Regions from separate parts of the Homo sapiens genome. Here region 2 is linked to region 1. Evidence: chromatin contacts called from ENCODE Hi-C data. All regions are on one chromosome and are shown on one strand. Each heading gives the region's core, a stretch centred on a gene start or an enhancer-like site at or near the end of the contact. The rest is flanking DNA. Distances are from core to core; before and after follow the strand shown.

Region 1 (5,302 bases), core at 2,667-5,166:
TTACCGGTGTGGCAGTATTGTCTGATGATATATTTAGTACTAACTTTGAAGCCTCACCCAAAATTTAAGCATTGTATGTTCTCAAAAAATAAGGTGACCCCAAAATCATGGTCAGGTGTTAGAATGGGGGCAGGATTAAGAGCATGAATAATAATTTTGTGGAATTACTGAAAATCCCTCAGTCCATTATATAAATGAAAGGTCAATCCACAAAAGAACGTGCAACATATTTTGAATTTCTGAGCCAAATATCATGCCTCATTTCTATGGACTCTCACAATCTATTTCTTACCATAGCAAAGAAAATTTATTTCTGAGCTCAGAAGCTATCAACAAAGAAAGCTAAGAGAACTGCCAATTCTATTACTACTGTACAAAGATGAATGACCTCCAGTGAATTAGCCTGAAGACTAATTTAGACACTCAAAGCTAGAGTGTTGGGCAGGGCACAGTGGCTCATACCTGTAATCCCTGCACTTTGGGAGGCCAAGGAGGGTAGATCACTTGAGGTCAGGAGTTTGAAACCAGCCTGGCCAACATGTTGGTGAAACCCCAACTCTACTAAAAATAAAAAAAATTAGCCAGGTGTGGTAATGTGCACCTGTAATCCCGGCTACTAAGGAAGCTGAGGCAGGAGAATCACTTGGACCTGGGAGGCGAAGGTTACGGTGAGCTGAGATTGCACCACTGCACTCCAGCCTGGGCGACAGAGCAAGACTGTCTCAAAAAAAAAAAAGCCAGAGTGTTGTTATAGTGTCATTTACTATAAAAATTAAAATTAAAGGATATGGGGGCTTAAATGAAGAATTTTTAAAAAATAATATCTCTCCAGGCTCATCATTAAAACATATGGTTGTAGAGATGTTGTTTCCCAACAGATATATAAAAATGTTATTCTCTCTTTAATATCCAAATAGTATGTTCCAAAGGCCATTGCATTGGGTTTAGATGGATCACTAGCCATTTTCAGTTGGCAGTTTTCACTTCCTCTTTGAAACCTCAATGCTTTACATTTATAAACTAAAAAGAAACCAGACGTTTTTAAAAACCATGAAGGAAGCTAATCTATACTTTGTAGTAGAATGTTATGATTTCTATTTTATGACTACAAAACTAAATTTAGTTATCCAGCCAATAATGTGTAATATCTTAAGCCAATTGAATCATACTGAGTTCTCAGAAAAATAAATGAAACAAAATGGATTGTTTTAAAGGGAGTAAATCTTACCCCGTAAAAGACAGCTGCTTTTCAAATAACATCAATTGGATTTTTAATATAACCTATTAGGATTTTGTTTTCTTCCTTTTTTGGAGACTTTCTTAGTCAAATATAACAACCAGAATCTACAGCTTGGCTCACTTCTCTGTGAGCATTCTTATGTTCAATTCCCACTATTTTTAGCTTTATGCAGTTGTTCCAAGAACATACCTTTTCTCAGAAAGCAATATTTTCTCTACCTTCAAAGAGAAAATTTAGAAAACGTCAGAAAACACAGAGTCCCTAAAGTGGGATTTGGCCTGCTTTTTAGAACTTAAAAACAATTGGGTATTTTTAGTCCAGTCATTCTAAACCACAAAGGCAACAGCAGAATTTGTTGCTATAACTATATAACTTGACCAGTTGCAAACCGTCAAACATAGACCCCAATCCCATTTAAATGTTTATGTCCCTACTTAATTAACTTACTTTGTTTTGTAATTAGTTCCACATTTTCAGTCTCTTGCAGTTGAGACTGGGCTTGATCGCCTAAAAAATAGTAGCTCAGGCTGGGCGTTGTGGCTCACACCTGTAATCCGGGCACTTTGGGAAGCCGAGGTGGGCAGATCACTTGAGGTCAGGAATTCGAGACCAGCCTGGCCAACAAGGTGAAACCCTGTCTCTACCAAAAATATAAAAATTAGTCAAGCATGGTGGTATGCACCTGTAATCCCAGGTGCTCTGGAGGCTGAGGCTTGAGAATTGCTTGAACTTGGGAGGCAGAGGTTGCAGTGAGCTGAGACTGCACCACTGCACTCCTGCACTCCAGCTGGGGTGACGGAGTGAGACTCTGTTTCAAAAAAAAAAAGAAAGAAAAAAGAAAGAAGAAACAAAGAAAGAAAAAAGAAAATGGTAGCTCAAAACACTCAATTACTATTTTAAAAGCTTTTTCATTAAAAAATTAAGGTGCTCAGCAGCATTTATAACTAACTGGTATCTAATAGTAAGAGAAATTGGCATGAGATAATCTGGCCAATTAACAGTATGCAGTCACTGCATTTATGTTTTATTGTAGGGATGTGACGAGTTATAAATAAGTAAGAACAAGCAATGCTAGTATAAAGTACCTAGAAATACCTGACCTCTTTGAGGTCAGGAGTCAAGTGTTATTCACAGGGATGAAAATTATTACAAATGAAAGCTGACCATGGTGACTTCTACTGCCTAGGGATGGAATAGGTATTTGAATAATTAGTAGTGGAATAAAAAATCTTTATTCCATTCCCTTCCAGTCATAGAAGCTGTTGGAGAAAAGGAAAGGCTGAAATTACAAAGCCTCTGCTATAGGATAAGACCCAGAGCAGGTGATTCTTTTTTGAGAAAGAACAAATTAACAGGTCTTTTGGAGATGAAACGTAGGCTCAGAAGTGAGTGGATGGTGGAAAGGTAACTTGCAAGACACCATTAGGTCATGGGTTAGATAAATGGAGGAGATGGGTAAGCTAGGAAAGGCCTCGATAAAGGCGCAGGGACTGATTAACGTGACCGGACTTACCAGGGCAATGAAGAGACCCAAGAACAAGGATGGGCAATAATCAATTTTGAAATGTTTGCATTCTGTAGCTGTAAAAACCCACTGGGTTGCACCTAAACTTTGGTAAAAGTCTGAAATAAACACAGTGCCACCAGATGGTCTGGTGAACTCTTAATGATTCTCAAGCATTAGCTCAAATGTCTTCCCCTCTTTGTGACTTCATCTGATCCGCTCATCTCTCAGGAAGTCCATCAGAGAAAAGCCATCTCTTTTGGCTCAGTGCTCTCATAGTAAGTACTTCACACATAACTTGCAGAACTTACTTACCTGCATTATAGTATTGCTTTGAGAATCTGTCTCACCTGTTAAGACTATAAGCTATTTTTAGTTAGGAGCTTTTCTATGCATTTTTGTAACCCTCGAATCCTAGTACTCTGCCTGGCTGGCCCCTAATAAGCATTTAATAAATGTTGGTTGAAATCAGTCAAGGAAGCCTTCTAAGAATAAGTGAACTTTTTATAAAGAAAGAAAAGCTAAAAAGAAAAAGCTTCCATAACTTATTAATCAGATAGATATAGCAATAGATAGCTATAGATAGATAGCAGAAATAATTTCATTAAATTAGTAATTAGTGGGGACTTTTAATGTTTTGTAGGTTGTTAATCTGGACACATGGTACCTTGTACGTGAGTCTCTTGGTGGATCGTGTTGCTATTATTTGTTTTCAAAACTTCACTAGATTTGTAAACATCCTGATGCAAAACTATTTGGTATTCCTACATACATACCCAGTAGCTGCATAGGACGTGACATGCATAGTAAGGATGTAGAAAATATTTAGGGAAGGATACAGGAAAGGGAAGGAAGAAAAAGGAAAAGTTTTAGAAGAGTGAAAAAATTTAAAGGGTAAAATTTTGAGACTACGGTATAAAAATATTACAGAGGTGTTTTTTTTTTCCCCATCAGTTTGGGGGTGTCTGGGCCAAAATAAGGCACTCAGACATGCAAGAGTTTCCATCTTGACAGTGATGGATCCAAAAGGGAACCTGATCCTTTGTCTCCTCCTTGTTCCTCAGGTGCCACATATGCATCTGACTAATGTCAAAACAGAAGGCTGGACTCCTTATATAAAAATGTGCTGGCAAGCACTCCTGTGACCTTTAAAATCAATCATTGCAAATGGGTATTCAAGCAAGAGGAAATGATCTACAGCTGGGCGGTTTCTCGTCTACATCAGCTGGCAAAGAGGCAGACATACAATTACAAGCAGCATGATTTTTGTTTTCAGACTCCCTGCCCAAACCTTCCAGTATTTTCCATAGCTTTACTGCAAAAAATAACACTAGCCTCAAGTTTAACAGGATGTGAAAACTCCTTCCATGTCTTGAGACAATTTCCCTCCTATGCTGTTGCTCAGCTGGTTGGTCTCTTCTTACTCAGCCCAGTGTGATTTGCGTAAATTGCTTTAACAGCCAGATATTAAGAGCAAACATTGGCCTTTCTTATTCCTGTGTTCCTGAGTTTTCTCTTTATCCAAGTGCACCTGGCAATTCACCCAAATCACGAGGTATTGCCTAGGTTGTATTTATAAGCTCAGTGTGGGTAAACACAGCTGATCACTGGCCACTAGTTTTCCTTCCTTGCTGGGTCCTTTCCTTTCCCTTTTCAAGGCTGGCTTCCAACTTCCTACCTTTTGTGGCTCCTTCTGGAAGACCATGTGGAGTGGGATGTCAGGCAGCAAATGCAGGACCTCTCCAGATCTTGAAAAACAAACAGAAAAGATGGTTTCTAGAATAATATTGCTCCTTATTTCTCCAAGCTCCTGCTTGTGAAGCTTATCCTTTTTTGTTTCTGAATAGTTGATAGAAATGGACAGTTTCTGTTTTTCCTCTAATGAGGACACACACATGCATGCACAGTCTCACACACACACACCTTCCTGCAGAAAACATATTTTGTTTCTTTGTTTCTTCTTGGAATAGAAAAGAGGAGGTGGGAAGAGGAAGTTGTTTTGTTTTATAGCACATGTTGTTTTAAGGTTAAAAAAAACCCTGATGTATTGGCTTTCAAAAATGTATATTTTTTCATACCAAAAGTATTAGATTGCACATTTAATTGGTGAATCATATGATATATGAATTATATCTCAATAAAGCTATTTTAAAAATCATACTATATCAGAATATTAGATGTAAGTCATTTTTTTCTAAAAGATAAATTTCAAGTACAAGTAAAATAGGTCAGAAAAGACGCTGCTTTCCAAAGCAATGTTAAGCTTTTCCTTGGCTACAGGAACACAGATGTTGTGAAATCCACCCCTAAAAGCCAAAATGGGAAAGGAAAAGACTCACATCAATATTGTCATCATTGGGCTGGTAGATTTGGGCAAGTCCACCCCTACTGATCTAAACATGTGGTGGGACTGACAAGAGACCCTCTGCAAAATGTGATAAGAAGTCTGCTGAGATGGGAAAGGGCTCCTTCAAGTATGCCTGGGCCTTGTATAAGCAGAAAGCTGAGTGTGAACGTGGTGTCACAATTGATACTTCTCTGTGGAAATTTGAGACCAG
Region 2 (5,934 bases), core at 2,123-4,622, 480 kb before region 1:
GAGACATGATGGATGTTGGATGTGATAGACTGGGATAAAAGAAAAGAATTCAAGATCATGTTAAAGAACAGGAGTAGTGGAAATGCAGGTTGGCTGAAAGAATAAGTGGCTCTGGTCAGAAACTAGAGTATTGAAGTTTATATTTTCAGAGGGTAGGCAGTTCCAGGTGGATATTAGATCCAGAGTGGAGCCGTGACCTGCTGAGAAGAGTGAGCAGAAAGATTCTCAGATTTAGCAGGTAAAGGAACATCATGACCATGAACATTAGCATTGCCCATGATCATGGTAGGAGTTAGAGTATGAAGAAATTCTGTGGGCAAGATATAAGTGATATCTGTTAATAATCGGCGGTGATCAGAAGAACACAAGAGAATAATCAGGAAAGAAGGAAAGGACGATATAACCCAAGGATTTCAGGAGTATGAAAAAGGAATAGTCAACAAAGCTCTTAACAGCTTGGTCTACATCCATTTTAATGTCACATATCAGGCTTTCACCTAACGGTTTCAACAGTCACAGATGATCATTGCCCAGATCTGTTATTGCATTAGGGGTTGTAAACAGATGGTATTCCAATTCTATCACTCTTTTGTTATTTATTAGCTGAATTTTGATACAAAGAATAATAGTCTCTCATCAATTATTTGGTTATCCTGAGGTACTATTCAAATAGGAAGAATAAGATAAATGCTTTATTTATTCCATTTATGTATCAATTCTCAGAATAATGAGTTTGTTTCTTACCATATTCCAAAGGTGATAAATCAAAAAGATAAAAATTATTTTTGTTAATTTATGTATTTAAGGTGATCCAAATCAAAATACTAACATGATATTTTAATTATGTCAGTTTATTCTAAGTTCATAAGGAAAAACGAAAAGGTAAAACTTGCTAGAAACACTTCGGGAAAAGAATTATAATGAAGGAAGAGTAGATGTAGCATACATTAAATATGTTACAAGGCTGTAATAATTAAACAATGTGGTTCAGTTATGTAAATATGTCAGTAGAGAACCTCAAAATAGTCTTCAGCACAAATACAATTCAGTACATGATAAAAGAAATATATAATATTTTCCAAAGATGCTTGCAATTTTCTTTGTATGATCTGATTTTGACACTTCTCACTCCTACAAGTTAACTTTGTGTTTCATTTTCTTGACTTTGCATGGGCTTTGTGACAAATGTGGAGGTGACACTATGTGACTTTAGAGGCTAGGTCTAAATGTGGTACCTATCACTTGACTCTTGGGAGGAAGTGAACCCAGGCACCATGTTTTGAGGAAGCCCAAGCAGACACATAGAGAGACCACAAATAAGCATTGTGGCTGATAGCCCCAGCTCAGGTCTTAGGTAATAGCCTGTATCAACCAATGAGTGAGAAAGTCTTCAGATAATTCCATCCCCATCACCCCAGCCCTCAAGTATTCCCAGCTGAGGACTCCAGATATCGTGGAGTAGAGACAGCCTTACCTGCTGTGACACTTCTAAATTCCTGACCCACAGAACTTGTGAGCATAATACAATCATGTGCTGCTTAATGATGGGGATATTCAGAGAAATGGGTCTTTAGGTGATTTCATTGTTGTGCGAACATCATAGAGTGTACTTACACAAATCTAGATGGCACAACCTATTACACACCTAGGTGTGTACAAACCTATACAGCATGTTAGTGTACAGAATACTGTAGGCAACTGTAACATAATGGCAAATATTTGAGTATCCAAACTTAGAAAATGTACAGTGAAAACAGGGCATTATAATCTTCTAGGACAACTGTTGGATATGTGGTCCATCATCCACCAAAACACCATTATGTGGCATGCGACTATCTAATGGTTTTTCAGTTATGCCACTAATTTTGGGGTGGTTTGTTATGCAGCTGTGATGACTGGAACAGGTAGGAAAAAGATATTCAACAGATGGTTTTAGAAAAAATAGGTAGCTGTTTGTAAAATAAAACCCATATCTAGAATTAAAAATGACAAACAACTTAGAAGAAAGAATTTTAAGTATGACATAAAAACCTGAAACCAGAAAAGATCAATAAATGTGACTACATAAAAACAAAATATTGCATAGAAAAAATAAACACTTAGGAGCAAAAGTCATGAGTAAAATCAAAAGGCCTTGACTGTATGATGAGTCAATAAGTAAAAGCCCAGGAGCCTGGTAGAAAAATGAACAAACAAAAAGGAATGGCCAATTCCCAGAAGGGGGCAGAGCAAATCATTACATAAAGAATGTCAATCTTATTATCTGAGAAATACAAATAGACCCTTCAATGAGGTACCCTCTTTTCATCCATCAGATTGCAAAAATAAAACTTGAGCAGTATAACCATAGATTTAAAAGCACGAACCCTAAATTAAAAGCCTGCCTGCGTGACTAGTTGTGTCACCTTGGGCAAATGTATTAATCTCTATTTGCCTCAGTTTCCTCATCTATAAAGTGGTAATGAAATAATAGTACTTATCTCTTAGAGTTCTGTGAGGATTAAGTGACTTAATGTATATAAATCATTTAGAATAGCGCCTAGAAAGTAGTAGATACCAACATGTGGCTGCTATTATTGTCATCACTATATATTGAGAAGTTGTGGGGGTGGGACAGGATCTGTCATGCATTGCTTGTGGGAGAGTAAATCCATTCACCCTACGTAGAGGACTATTTGCAAGGATCTTTAGAGACTTAAAAAAGTGACCCAGCATTTTCACTTGTAAGTGTGAATCCTACAGATGTAGTCACACTGGGAAATACGGTATGTGCAAAGATATTCTCTGTAACATTCTTAGGAGTTACAAGATTGGAAACAACCTCATATCCAACTCTATACAAAGGGCATTGGTTTAAAATGTAGTTCATTGGTAAAATGGACTGTAACGAAAGGACTGGAAACCTTTTAGGTTTCTCATGAAAAGAGATGGTGATCCCTGCCTCAGGCAGAGGACTGATGGAGGCACAGCTCTCTAGGTGGTTCTGTTTTGTCAGCCCAAGTGAAGTAGTCCCAAGTGGAGACAATCTGCAATCACATAGCTCAGTGCCTAGCATATTTTAAATGTCCAATAAGTGGCAGCTGGTATGATCTTATTATTTATCATTATTTATTTTCTTGACATAATAGAGTCGCATGGCAACAAGGCTCTCTATGAGGCACCTGTGATTGTTTTTTTCAATGCCCGCTTGAATCATGATTAGCTTGAAGCCCAAATTTGCTCCGCAAAAGCAACTCCACCTCTCGCAGGGGCTGCCAGACTGGGCTGTCATCAGCAGCTGTTTCCCAGTGGGCCCTAGTCACAGCTTACTGCCAAAGAGCATACTTGAGTGAATCCTTAAAGTCCTTTTTGTCTCTGTGATTATTTCACTGTGTTTATAATACAGCAACTGCTGGAGAGCTGAGCTGCCCATTCATCTCTTGTGGCAGCCTTAACTCTGAGCTGAGGAGCTTACTGCTTCCTTGTGGACAGACTGATAACAGCCTCACATTGTGACCTACAGAGTTTCCATCCCCGTTTTCAAAGATACATAATAATTTACTAAAATAAAAACTTGCTGCCTTTTACAGTTTGTGATTCACAAGATTCAAATATCTCTATTCTGAAGAAAGTGTAAAAATAATCAAAATGCATCTTTATATTTCACTTTTTCCATTTGCACAGAACTTATTCCTATGAAATGTCTACACAAGTTCAACTTTTTATGTTTGAGGAGAAAAAACAAAAGACATTCATTTCCCTATTACAGCCCTCAATAGAATACTTGCTACTTACAGTATCTCAGAACTGAAGTTAAATCAAAACAAAAAATATCTTTACTGATTTCCTTCCTCAAAATCATTCTGTGTCTTGCTTTCTTTTCCAATCTCCTTTCAAATGTATAACTTTTAAAATTTGCTGCAACTTCCACTGTTTCAAAATATATATTTGAATTTATTTTCAAATGTATATGACTTAATTTACTGCTTCTCTCCCTAATTTTCAAATGCAAATACCCAAATCACTTTTCAAGTGTATATTTTCATTTATTAGCCCTTTGAAGTTGGTTTACTTATGAGTTCAAATGCCTTCCTCCTCTCTGATTTATAAAACTGTATCTGGCAGTGTTGAGGGACCTTGAATTATTCTCATCTATAAAAGGGAACCCATAAAATTGGTGGCTTAAGAACTGATGTATGAATAGTCTTCAGTTGGTGACTCATGGCCAATCTGTCTCATTTCCTCCTATATACACATTTTACACGACCACCAAAATTCATGTTTCAAAATTATCTAGGTCTGTGGTCTTATTTCCACTTCCTTTAGTTCTAAGCCCTACTTTTCACTCAAATCTTGGTTCAAGCATCACTTTCTCAGGGAACACTTCTTTGACCACATCCTACTCCTGCTACAGATTGGTTCAGCTACATACATCCAGTTATATGTTCTCCTTGCCCCTGGTCCTTTTTCACCAGAGTATTTATTACAACTTTTACAATTATAATTCTCTGCACTTCATTTGATTCATATCTATGTCTCTTCACTAGACTAAACTTGAGGAGCCTGATGTTCTCTTACTCTTGGGTACTGTGCCTAGAATAATGCTTGCCTCATTGTAAGAACTCTGTTAAATATTTGGTGAATAAATGAATTTTCTTAAAAAATCAATGAACAAAGAGGTGAAAAATAAATGAATGGCTAAAGTTCCCAGCACCATGGTTACCACATGGTGGCACTTAATAAAATGATAGCTATCATTATTGTTAGTTCCCATTCCTGATCAGATCAATTTGTTGAGTGTTCCAGTTTGTGGAAGATGTGATTATGCTTTCAGAAACTGGAAGTCGGCCGGGCACAGTGGCTCATGCCTGTAATCCTGGCACTTTGGGAGGCCAAGGCAGGTGGATGACCTGAGGTCAGGAGTTTGAGACCAGCCTGGCCAACCTAGTGAAACCCTGTCTTTACTAAAAATACAAAAATTAGCTGAGCATGGTGGCACATGCCTATAATCCCAGCTACTCAGGAGGCTGAGGCAGGAGAATTGCTTGAACCCAGGAGACAGAGGTTGCAGTGAGTGGAGATTGCGCCACTGCACTCCAGTACATATATACGTATATATACACATATATATGTACACATATACGTATATATACACATATATATGTACACATATATACGTATATATACACATATATATGTACACATATATACGTATATATACACATATATATGTACACATATATACGTATATATACACATATATATGTACACATATATACGTATATATACACATATATATGTACACATATATACACATATAGGTACACATATATATGTACACATACACATACACATATATGTACACACATATATGTACACATACACATATATGGACACATATATGTACACATACACATATATGGACACATATATGTACACATACACATATATGGACACACATATATGTACATGTACACATATATATGTACATGTACATATATATGTGTACATGTACACATATATGTATTTATACGTATATATATTTTTTTGCCTTGATTTTCTAAATCGATTTACTAAAAGAGTTAATTTTTAATGTTCATTTTTTTCCTAGTCAGGAAATACATTACCAATAGTAAACAAAGTTATTGAAACATTTTTCAATCTTCAAATTTCATTTTAATTTGAATATATTTTAATAAAATTATTGCAGTTTAAACACTTCGTTTCTTTTTTTTTTTTTTTTTTTGAGACAGAGTCTTGCTCTGTCACCCAGGCTGGAGTGCAGTGGCACCATCTTGGCTCACTGCAAGCCCTGCCTCCCGGTTTCACACCATTCTCCTGCCTCAGCCTCCCCAGCAGCTGGGACTACAGGCACCCGCCACCATGCCCAGCTAATTTTTTTGTACTTTTAGTAGAGATGGGGTTTCACTGTGTTAGCCAGGAAGGTCTCAATCT

Evidence for each region. Hi-C counts contacts between places; a loop is a spot of excess contacts on that map.
Region 2: a map of Calu3 shows a loop between it and region 1 (2.5-fold over the local background). The contact joins two enhancer-like sites. A Hi-C loop is called at or near these places in 1 of 168 maps with a recorded cell type or tissue (Calu3).

What each region holds. Positions count from the first base shown.
Region 1 is chr6:132,266,920-132,272,221 of GRCh38, forward strand. It overlaps the pseudogene EEF1A1P36. Among named protein-coding and RNA genes, the nearest start is that of MOXD1, 130 kb to the right of the region's middle. Within about 2 kb of position 3,917, at least 3 of the 41 ENCODE cell types and tissues checked have a DNase peak (open chromatin) inside an H3K27ac peak, as active enhancers do.
Region 2 is chr6:131,785,144-131,791,077 of GRCh38, forward strand. No RefSeq gene overlaps it. Among named protein-coding and RNA genes, the nearest start is that of MIR548H5, 4.1 kb to the right of the region's middle. Within about 2 kb of position 3,373, at least 4 of the 41 ENCODE cell types and tissues checked have a DNase peak (open chromatin) inside an H3K27ac peak, as active enhancers do.